Linked DNA regions of Homo sapiens: region 2 is linked to region 1. A link is an interaction called in ENCODE POLR2A ChIA-PET data of the cell type or tissue named here. Cell type or tissue: GM12878. All regions are shown on one strand. Each heading gives the region's core, and the rest is flanking DNA. Links, peaks and the distances in the headings are about the cores only.

Region 1 (4,450 bases), core at 184-4,183:
TACCTTCAGTGCAATGCAGGCTTAGTGACAGAGAATTTGCTCTGGAAAGGTGAATGTGAAAGCATCTCTTTTTTTCTTTTTTTAGGAGTGGTGGTGGTGGTGTGGTGGTGATTAGGTACAGTGCTTTCAATGCAGTCTTGCAGACAGAAAAAAAATCTTTCTCAAAGCTTACAAACATTTCCCCCCTACTATTTCCACCCTTCCTCAGGCCACATGAATTTGTGTCACCCAGATAATAAAGAAGCAGCATGTATGCTCTTAATTACCAGTCAAATATAAATCAATACTACCCTAAATTAATGGCTTTCTGCAAGTCTACATTAAGCTGAGGTCTACATGTTGGCAAATCAGGGTTTTGACTTTTTTTTTTAAGGAAAGTTTCCAACCAGTTCCTTTCCCCCTCTTTATTACCAGTTAATTTCCAGGGGTTTGTTTTTGCCTTTTTGTTGTTGTTGTTGTTTTTGTTGTTGAGATGGAGTCTCTCCCTGTTGCCCAGTGGAGTGCAGTGGCACAATCTCAGCTCATTGCAACCTCTGCCTCCCAGGTTCAAGTGATTCTCCTGCCTCAGCCTCCTGAGTAGCTGGGATTACAGACATGTGCCGGTACACCCAGCTAATTTTGTATTTTTAGTAGAGATGGGGTTTCACCATGTTGGCCAGGATGGTCTCGATCTCCTGACCTTGTGATCCACCCACCTCAGCCTCCCAAAGTGCTGGGATTACAGGTGTGAGCCACTGTACCCAGCCTGTTTTTGCCTTCTTAAGATGAAATGTCTGACCATTATTCTTCATGTCTCTTTCCCACCCCAGCTTTTATCATTTTTTTAATTCAACGTCAAACCCATGAGTGAGGTAAGGAGTTATGGGCCTCTTGCCTCATGCAGACCTATGGATAGAGGAAAGATAATTAAAAGAACGAGTTTAGATGCAAGCACAGAATCAGAAGCCAACACACCACCACCACATTTATCATCTTTGGATTAATTCTTTTTTTGGGTATTCATAACAATCAAGCACAGAGCAATTAATTTCTCTCTGTCTTCTGGACAGCCAAATTTACTGGCTGTCCCAGTAAATTTGGTTGATTGAATATTCAGCCATCAATCAATTGCTGCATGCTTGTGTATCGCTATGGCCTGAAAAAATGAACAGCTTGCCAAATGATCAAGCATGTGAGCTATATGCATGTGGCCTCAGTCCCAAATCAGATGTGCATTACATTTCTCACAAGTCACAGGCATCACACATTTGGTGCAAAATGTTTACTGTACCTGTTTCTTTAGGACAGCTGTCTGAAGTTTATCTTCTTGTGCTTTCTTTTCATTTACCCATTTCCCTTCTATTTTCTGTTCTACCTTTTCCCCTTTTATCTTTGTCTCTTGCATGGCATGTTTTTTCTCTTCTAGCTGCTTGTTACGTTTCTGCTCTTCTACCTTAGCCTTCTCTTCCTCCTCTGCCCTGGCCCTTTGCCTCTCCTCTGCTGCCCTTTTCTCTTCCTCTTTTATCCTCTGCCTCTCCTCTGCTGCCCTTTTCTCTTCCTCCTTTATCCTCTGCCTCTCCTCTGCTGCCCTTTTCTCTTCCTCCTTTATCCTCTGCCTCTCCTCTGCTGCCCTTTTCTCTTCCTCCCTCATCCTTTCCCTCTCTTCTGCCTCTCTCCTTTCTCTTTCTTGGGCAGCTGCTTTTTCTTCTGCTTCAATTCTTGCTCGTTCATCTGCTATCTTTTTGTCTTGCTCGGCTTTAATTCTTTCTCTTTCTTCTGCTTCCAACCTTGCCCTCTCTGCCTCAGCTCTTTCCTTGTCTTCCTCTTCCATCTTTTCATGATGGGAAATCTCATCTGAACCTTGTTCCCTCTCCTCCTCTTGTTTAGGCTCTTCTGAACTGATCTGCCCATTTTTTAATGACATTACCACTGTTTCCTCCTGGCTTTCAGTTGTTTTCTCTTCCACCATCACCTCTACCTGATTTTCTCCAATGCTCCCTCGCTTTGGCTTCTCCTCTTCCTCCTCCTCCTTTTCCTTGTCTTCTTTCTTGTTTTCTTCAGCATCCCTCCAATCATTCTTCTGGTAGGACTTGGTGACTGTTTCTGTTTCCTCTATCTCGTATCTTTCTTGGCGACTTTCACTTTTTTCTTCCTTCTCGGTAGTTTCATTTTCTGCTGTGTCATTTTGCATTCTTCTGCTTGGGAGCGACAGACTTGCATCTGTTATTGTTGGGTCGAACTCCTTCTGCCGCTCCAGAGCCTCCTGAAGGCGTTTTTGGCGTCTTTCCTCACGCCGAGCCAGGCGCTCCAGGAATGCGGCCTCATCATCCCCTTCCACTTGAGTGTTTGTGGTGGTTGTCTTGGCCTCCTCGTCAGGCACACTGTACAACAGAAAGAACAACACCAAAGACAGCTTGCTCATTCATCAGTCAGCAGCATTCATACAGCCTGTGCTACCCAGGACTACAGCAGATGCCAGTAGTGCCAAGCTTGCCCATATCCCCAGTACGTTACCATTTTAGTACACGCCTGCCTGGCTTTCAGCTGACAGCATTTGCAAGCCTTTCTCTGGGGACTGGAGTCTACTCAACATGCCAGAAGTGCTTTCGGTATTAATGTCCCCTGGGAGCAGTTTTCAAACAAAAATTGATAGCCTGAGTGTTTAGATACCTCAGCACCCCTCACTTTTTGAGTGGGATAACTCCGAGGTGTGTATTCCACACTGGATCTCAGAGTTTCCCAGTGGAGTGAAGCTCCAGATACCCACAGTGGTGATGTGCTTGGTCATGCAACGTTTATTTGGTGGCCTTCCCTTTTCTGTCTTACCTTCCCACACCTCCACCAGTGTTTCCTAGCATCACCTTACAAATAAACGACTTGCAGTCAAATCGTTGTTTCTGGACTTGCTTCTTGGGGAATTCAAACTTAAGGATCAAACTGAAATAATAAGTGAATTCCTTCCATGTCATGTAGTATTCTCCCATGTCATCAAGTCATCTAGAATTCCTGATCTGGATTGGAGGCTCCCAAGGTACTTTGAGAGGAAGAAAATGTACATTACAGTGTTGAGATTCCACACTCACGCCAGTGACCCCAATGGAAGAGACATCTAAGTGTCCCTTACAATTCCTGCTCCTCCTTCCATAGTTGGGGGGAGTGATCACCACTCAAGGATTAAATTTGCACCCTCTCCCTTCTTTGCACCTAGGCGGGCCATGTGACCAATAACTGCCAATGAAATGTAAACAGAAGTGTCCAACCAAGGCAATGAACAAACAGAGGTGCACTCCCTGTCTTCTCTATCTCTGTCTGTTGGTAGATCAGGGAGCACCAAGCCCTAGGGATTGAGAGTCACAAGAGAAAAGAAGACAGGTGGCTGGTTCTACCAACTAGACAGAAATATGCATAATGGTAAGTGTTACTGCACTAAACTTAAAATTTGGGGGCACTAATCGTTATAGCAGCCAGCGTTACCCTAACTAATGTATACACAATCTACCTTCTTTGTCAAGATTTCCATGAATAAAGGGTTTCTTGTCCATCTTTTCTACAGTGGAAAAAGGGCAGTTAAATTTGACATTTATTTTAAAAAGGAAAGAAAATCTCCAAAAGTTAAACTGTTGTCCATCACCTCCCTCACTACTGCAGGATGCTGGACACTGTCCAAGCCAGGGTGTTGGTTTCTATTTGCAGGAAACAACCAGTCATGTGATACCAGAACTGTGACCAGAGTTGGAAGAATTTGTCTTGCAATGTTTAGAAACTCCATCAAATTTCATAGTTCAGACCAAACTTGGCCCTTTCAACGTTCAAATTCACTTAATTTTGGAAAAAACACATTTCATATTTAACAATGAAAATGGCAGAGTAAAAACTAGCTTTAAAACTTTCTTGGCCTTTACTTTTGCTTCAGGATATTGCCTCCATGAAATTAGACATATAAGGATTAAATGTCCCTACAAATGCAAAAAATTTATAATTTAAGGGGAAGTCTATAGAGGGGCCATTTGGATCAATTGAATTCTAATAATTTTTAAAAGGCACCAAAATTCCAAAGTGCTAGCCAGATTAAAGTACTCTTATGCTAAGAAACCAACAAACTGTATTGAACATTTCTTTGCCTATTTATAAATCATGACCACAATTATCAGTAGATATCAAATGCCAGTTAGAGTTGTTTAGCCCCAAGAAGACTTATTCTTCTTGTGGCTAACTAATATGTCAGAGATAAATCACACATTCTCAGACCTCAATATGATTTTCTAAAAAAAAAAAGAATTTGATTTCAATTAATAGCATGAAATAATGAATAACAGCCAAATATCCGAAGAGAAGCACAAGGAAAAGCAAGATTTTAAAAGCAAGAAAACTACAGATCACCAGTAATTTTTAAAGCTCCTGTTGACCACTCATTAATAACAAGATTCAGGAAAGGCATCAAAATGCCATTTTTAAAACTCTTTCTATTATT
Region 2 (4,450 bases), core at 342-4,341, 210 kb after region 1:
GCCCCATGCTGTTTCCTTGTTCCTCCTGTTCAAGCTACTTTTTAAAAATGGACTTTGCTTGTTCTTCCTGCTCAAGCTACTTTATAAAAATGGACTGTTCCCGCCATGCCTGGCAGAGCTCCTGTCTATTTTGTGGACTAGATGATGTTCAGTTTATGAACTAAGAAAAGCTGGTTTGATAGTTTGATCTTTAAAACTCCATTTGTTAAAATTTTGTTCTTTGACAGGAGTAAGAAGCAAAGACGGGTGTGGGCATGTGACTAGAGGGTCCTGAGGAGCAGAAGATGAGTTGCATGTGCTACGATCGCCTGTTTGACTTGCAAAGCACATGGCTCTCACTAACATCAGTAGAATCTGAATCCATGGAACAGATCTTTGTCAATTACTATTGTTATTAGTTTTCCTTTTTATCTGATAGTTCAGATTCTGTACCCTCTTCAGGTTTCCAGAAGATTTCTTTTCCTGTAAATCTTGATGAGAGGCAAAACTTGCTTCCCACTGTAGAAGTGGAAGGCTCATTTCCCAGTCTCCCTTGCAGTTGGGGTTCAGAATATGACTGAGCTCTTCCTGGCAGATGCACCCTTCTAGTAGTGCAAAGAAGCTGTGAGGAGGAGGAACATTTCTGGAGGTTGGCGGCAGTACTGCCAACAATGTGGACTTTCTAGTGACAACAGTGGCTGAGGAGCACCAGATGTGGAGTGATGGTGACTTCAGGGGTGAGCTGTGACGTCCAGCATTATCCTCACTAGATGGGCTCTGGAGCAAGATTTTAGCTGTGGTCCTGGCTGCTGCCAGGCCTCATTTGTCCCTGTTCAATTTCTAAGCCTGGTTTTGAAGTCTGTGAAATACACAATACCCTTTTATTAAATGCTTTTTCTGCTGAAATCAACCACATCTGTTTGAGTTGTTTGCAATTATAAAGCCCTGACTAATACAACTGGTGATACAAATTTTTTTTTTATGGTGATGGCTAGAACTGCCAGCTGTCTGCCAATGTTCTCCTTTTTGTCCTTTTGTAACATAATTCTGTATTTCAGCTGTATCCCTGGCAGCATCCGTGTCCTGATCTTTATATATATATATAATATATTGTATATTATATATCTAAAGCTATATAATATATATTATATATCTAAAGCTATATAATATATATTATATATATAAAGCTATATAATATATATTATATATATAAAGCTATATAATATAATATATAAAAAGATATATATTATATTAAGTTATATACATATAATATATAAAGATCAATTAAGATTATATATGCTAATATATTAATATATTCTTATATATTTATATATGCTTATATAGTTATATATGCTAATTGTATTATCTGAGTCTTTTCTGAATCAGTTTCAGCTGATTTTTCTTCTCCTTATGTGTTGTATTTCTCAGCTTTTTTTGCATGCCTGGTAATTTTTGGTGGGATGTTAGCCATTGTGGATTTTATCTTGTTAGGTGCTGAATAATGGTGTATTCCTATAAGTATTCTTGGGTTTTGTTATAAGATTCAGTTAAGTTACTTGGTGTATTAGTCTTCTAATGCTGCTGTAACAAATTACCCAAATTTAGTAGCTTAAAACAATAGAAATTTATTATTTCACAGTACTAGAGACCAGAAGTCTGAAAGCAAAGTGTCATCAGGGGACCCCATAGAGGTTTTAGAAGAGAATTCATTCCTGACCTCTTCTAGCTTCTGGTAGTGCCTTGGCCACGTCACTCCAATGTGCCTCTGTCTTTGTAGCACCTTCTCCTCTGCGTACATCTAATCTCCTCCTGCCTCACTCTTATGATGACACTTGTGGTGGCATCAAGGGCCCAGCCAGATAATCCAGGATGTTATTCTCATGTCAAGATCCTTAAGGTAATCACATCAGTAAAGACTCTTTTTTCAAATAAGGTGACATTTATAGGTTCCAGGGATTAAAATCCAATGTCTTTGGGCCACCATTCAGCCCATTGCCCTTGGAAATAAATTGATCCTTTCAGGTCTTGTTTTCAGCTTTGTTAGGTGGGACAAGAGCACTGAAGAGTGATATTTGTCAAGCACCAACTGTTAGAATTGGGGGTACCACAGAATCTAAGGGTGATATTAATGCTATACATGCTCAGGAAATTGAGGAATTGCAAATCCTGCCCTAAATCACCCACTTTTGAAAAGCCCTTTGAGAGAGAGATGCATACAAATTATAAAACAGACAAAGTGACACTTCGTTTTCAGGATGGTTTGGATCCCACATGGAATGTAGAATCCAGGGAGATAGGTTGAACCCATGGACACCTCCTTTTGTTCCATGGATGACAGGCCTGAGGAGAGATATCACTGTCAATTTCTGCACTAAGATCCAGAAATATTGAATTAAGGAAAGGCTTACTTTGAGGCCTTGAATAGAGCTAGTCTGGGCTGTCCACATAGGTACTCAGGCCAGGGCTGTGGCCCTGGAGAATGGTGTTTGAGGAGTGAAAGAGATTACAGTTCTTTCTGGCTGTCAGGAGCAATCCCTAGGCCACCTCATGTCATCATTCTCAGAAATTAAATAGAAAAGGGAGGCCACAAGAAGAGGGGGTTGACTGCACCCACCTCTTGGCTCCTAGACACAGGGAATTAGCTGAAGCTTTGCAGAGGAAGAGAAGGATGCAGAAGCCAGCCTCCTGGTTAGGCACAGGACCTTGTTCTCAGCACACTGATGTCCCCCTGGGTGTGAATGGCTGATACACGTTCTTAAGGCCATCCAACCTCAGAAGAGGAGGGAGAGGGCAGTAGAAAGGAGGAAGGAGTATGGAGCTCCCCCTGGAGGAGTGCTGGCTGAAGCATACTGGATTGTTCTAAATTCACTTTCCTAATCTTCCTCTGTACCTGTTTCACAAGCAATGAAACTGAGGCTTAAAGAAGCTAAGGACTTTGGGAGACAGTGTGGTATAGAAGAATCGTGGACCTTGGAGTCAAACAAACCAAGAGTTCTTTAGCCAGCTACTGACTATATGATTTAGCTAAACTATTTTCATGTGCTATTGTAAAAATAAAGTGAAATCATATTGCATATGCAACACTACCATCAAGTCTGGCATACAGTAGGTGTGCTGTAATCTTAGTTATTTTTCCTTTCTTTGTCCAAGGTCACAGAGTCAGTCCACAGCTGGAGGAGCTGAGGTTCAGACTTATATCTTTCTGAGCTACAACCCCAGGCGCTCTCCCCTCAGTGATGCCTTTCTCTCAGCTTCCCCTGAATATTAAACCTAGGTTCCCTTCTCAAAGGCCTTTCCCAGCTAAGCTGGTTAATCTTCATATCCAAGAAACAAGAAGATGGTTGCTAAACAACCCCTTTTTAGGGCTAGAGTGCCTTCCCTTCCCTAAAGTGTATTCACTCTCACCTCCGGAGAAATATAAACACGCCTTGGTGAGGGGCTGGAACTCGAAGCTGGCCAGGCTTGCCCTTTCCCAGTGATTCTTCAGGCTCACAAGGGAAACCCTTGAAGGGAATCCCTCTGGGCAGCAAAGTCCATCCCTTTTATGGACAGATTCTCCTGCTGCCGCATAGCAAACCCTGAGCAAATTTTTGGCATGCAAGAGGCCCCACATCTTTTTGTCTAAAAGGCAAATATGCTTCTCTGAATTCATAACAGCAGCTCAGTTTTAAAATATTTTTCAGATCCCATTGAACGCCTCCTCTATCCAGGCTTTTCTCAGACTCAATAAACAGTAGGATTCTAAAGCCAAGAGAATCCCCCTACTTCCAACATGATTTTGTCCAACTGGCTACCTCTAAACTAGGCTTTCTCAACCTCAGCACTATGGACATTTGGAACAGGTGCATTCTTTGCATTGTGGAACATTCAGTAGCATCCGTGGCTTCCACTCATTATGTACCAGTAGCACCATCCCAGACTGCCCCCAAAATTGTGACAGTCAGAAATATTTCCAGACATGCCACATGTTCTCTAAGAGACAAAATCACCCCCACTTGAGAACACTGCTTTAAACAGACCTGGAATGAGGTTTAAAACTGGTTTTGAGCTTGCAGTTTTCTGCAAAAAAAAAAAAAAAAAAAAAAAAAAAAGTTACCTTTTCTACTGTACTTGACAGCTTGAGTCATTAGTGAATCAAATGGGAATATTGGGGGTATTGAGTATGGCTGGATTTAAGGGTGCCAAGAGCAGTGGTATATAGCATGATATTGAGCACTACCTTATTTCTAACTCAATTAATGTCAGGACAAGAGGACCAGGGTAGGGCTCTGAGCCATACTAACCCTAAACTACCCAGAAGATAGACAGAATTTTCCTAAGGGATTAAAAATCCTAGGCCAAGATGCAGAAACTGCAGAGAAACTTCAGATTACCCTAAATGCCCTTTACATATGTGATCTCATTTAATCTGTGATATGCCTCGAGGAGGTATAACAGTTATATCTTTTTACGCAAGAACTGAAACTCAAAA

What was found. Peaks named below come from ENCODE experiments on the same cell type or tissue, not always from the same donor. Only the 100,000 strongest peaks of a DNase experiment are listed, where the experiment ranks them.
Region 2: POLR2A ChIA-PET joins it to region 1 with 6 read pairs; 4 of 35 experiments call an interaction of 5 or more read pairs at or near these places.

Annotation. Positions count from the first base shown.
Region 1 is chr7:134,930,898-134,935,347 of GRCh38, reverse strand. It overlaps CALD1 (caldesmon 1), which reads right to left. Exons shown (of 15, transcript NM_033138.4): 5 at 1,271-2,360. Among named protein-coding and RNA genes, the nearest start is that of AGBL3, 53 kb to the left of the region's middle. In GM12878, for the core only: no CTCF peak of the experiment used is centred there; DNase peaks (open chromatin) are centred at 2,119 and 2,567; H3K4me3 peaks cover 950 bases; H3K27ac peaks cover 393 bases.
Region 2 is chr7:134,723,155-134,727,604 of GRCh38, reverse strand. The region is part of intron 1 of LOC124901750 (a long non-coding RNA gene); the gene reads left to right. It also overlaps a transcript of CALD1 not described here. Among named protein-coding and RNA genes, the nearest start is that of CALD1, 54 kb to the left of the region's middle. In GM12878, for the core only: a CTCF peak has its summit at 2,799 (motif pointing left); a DNase peak (open chromatin) is centred at 2,784; H3K27me3 peaks cover 200 bases.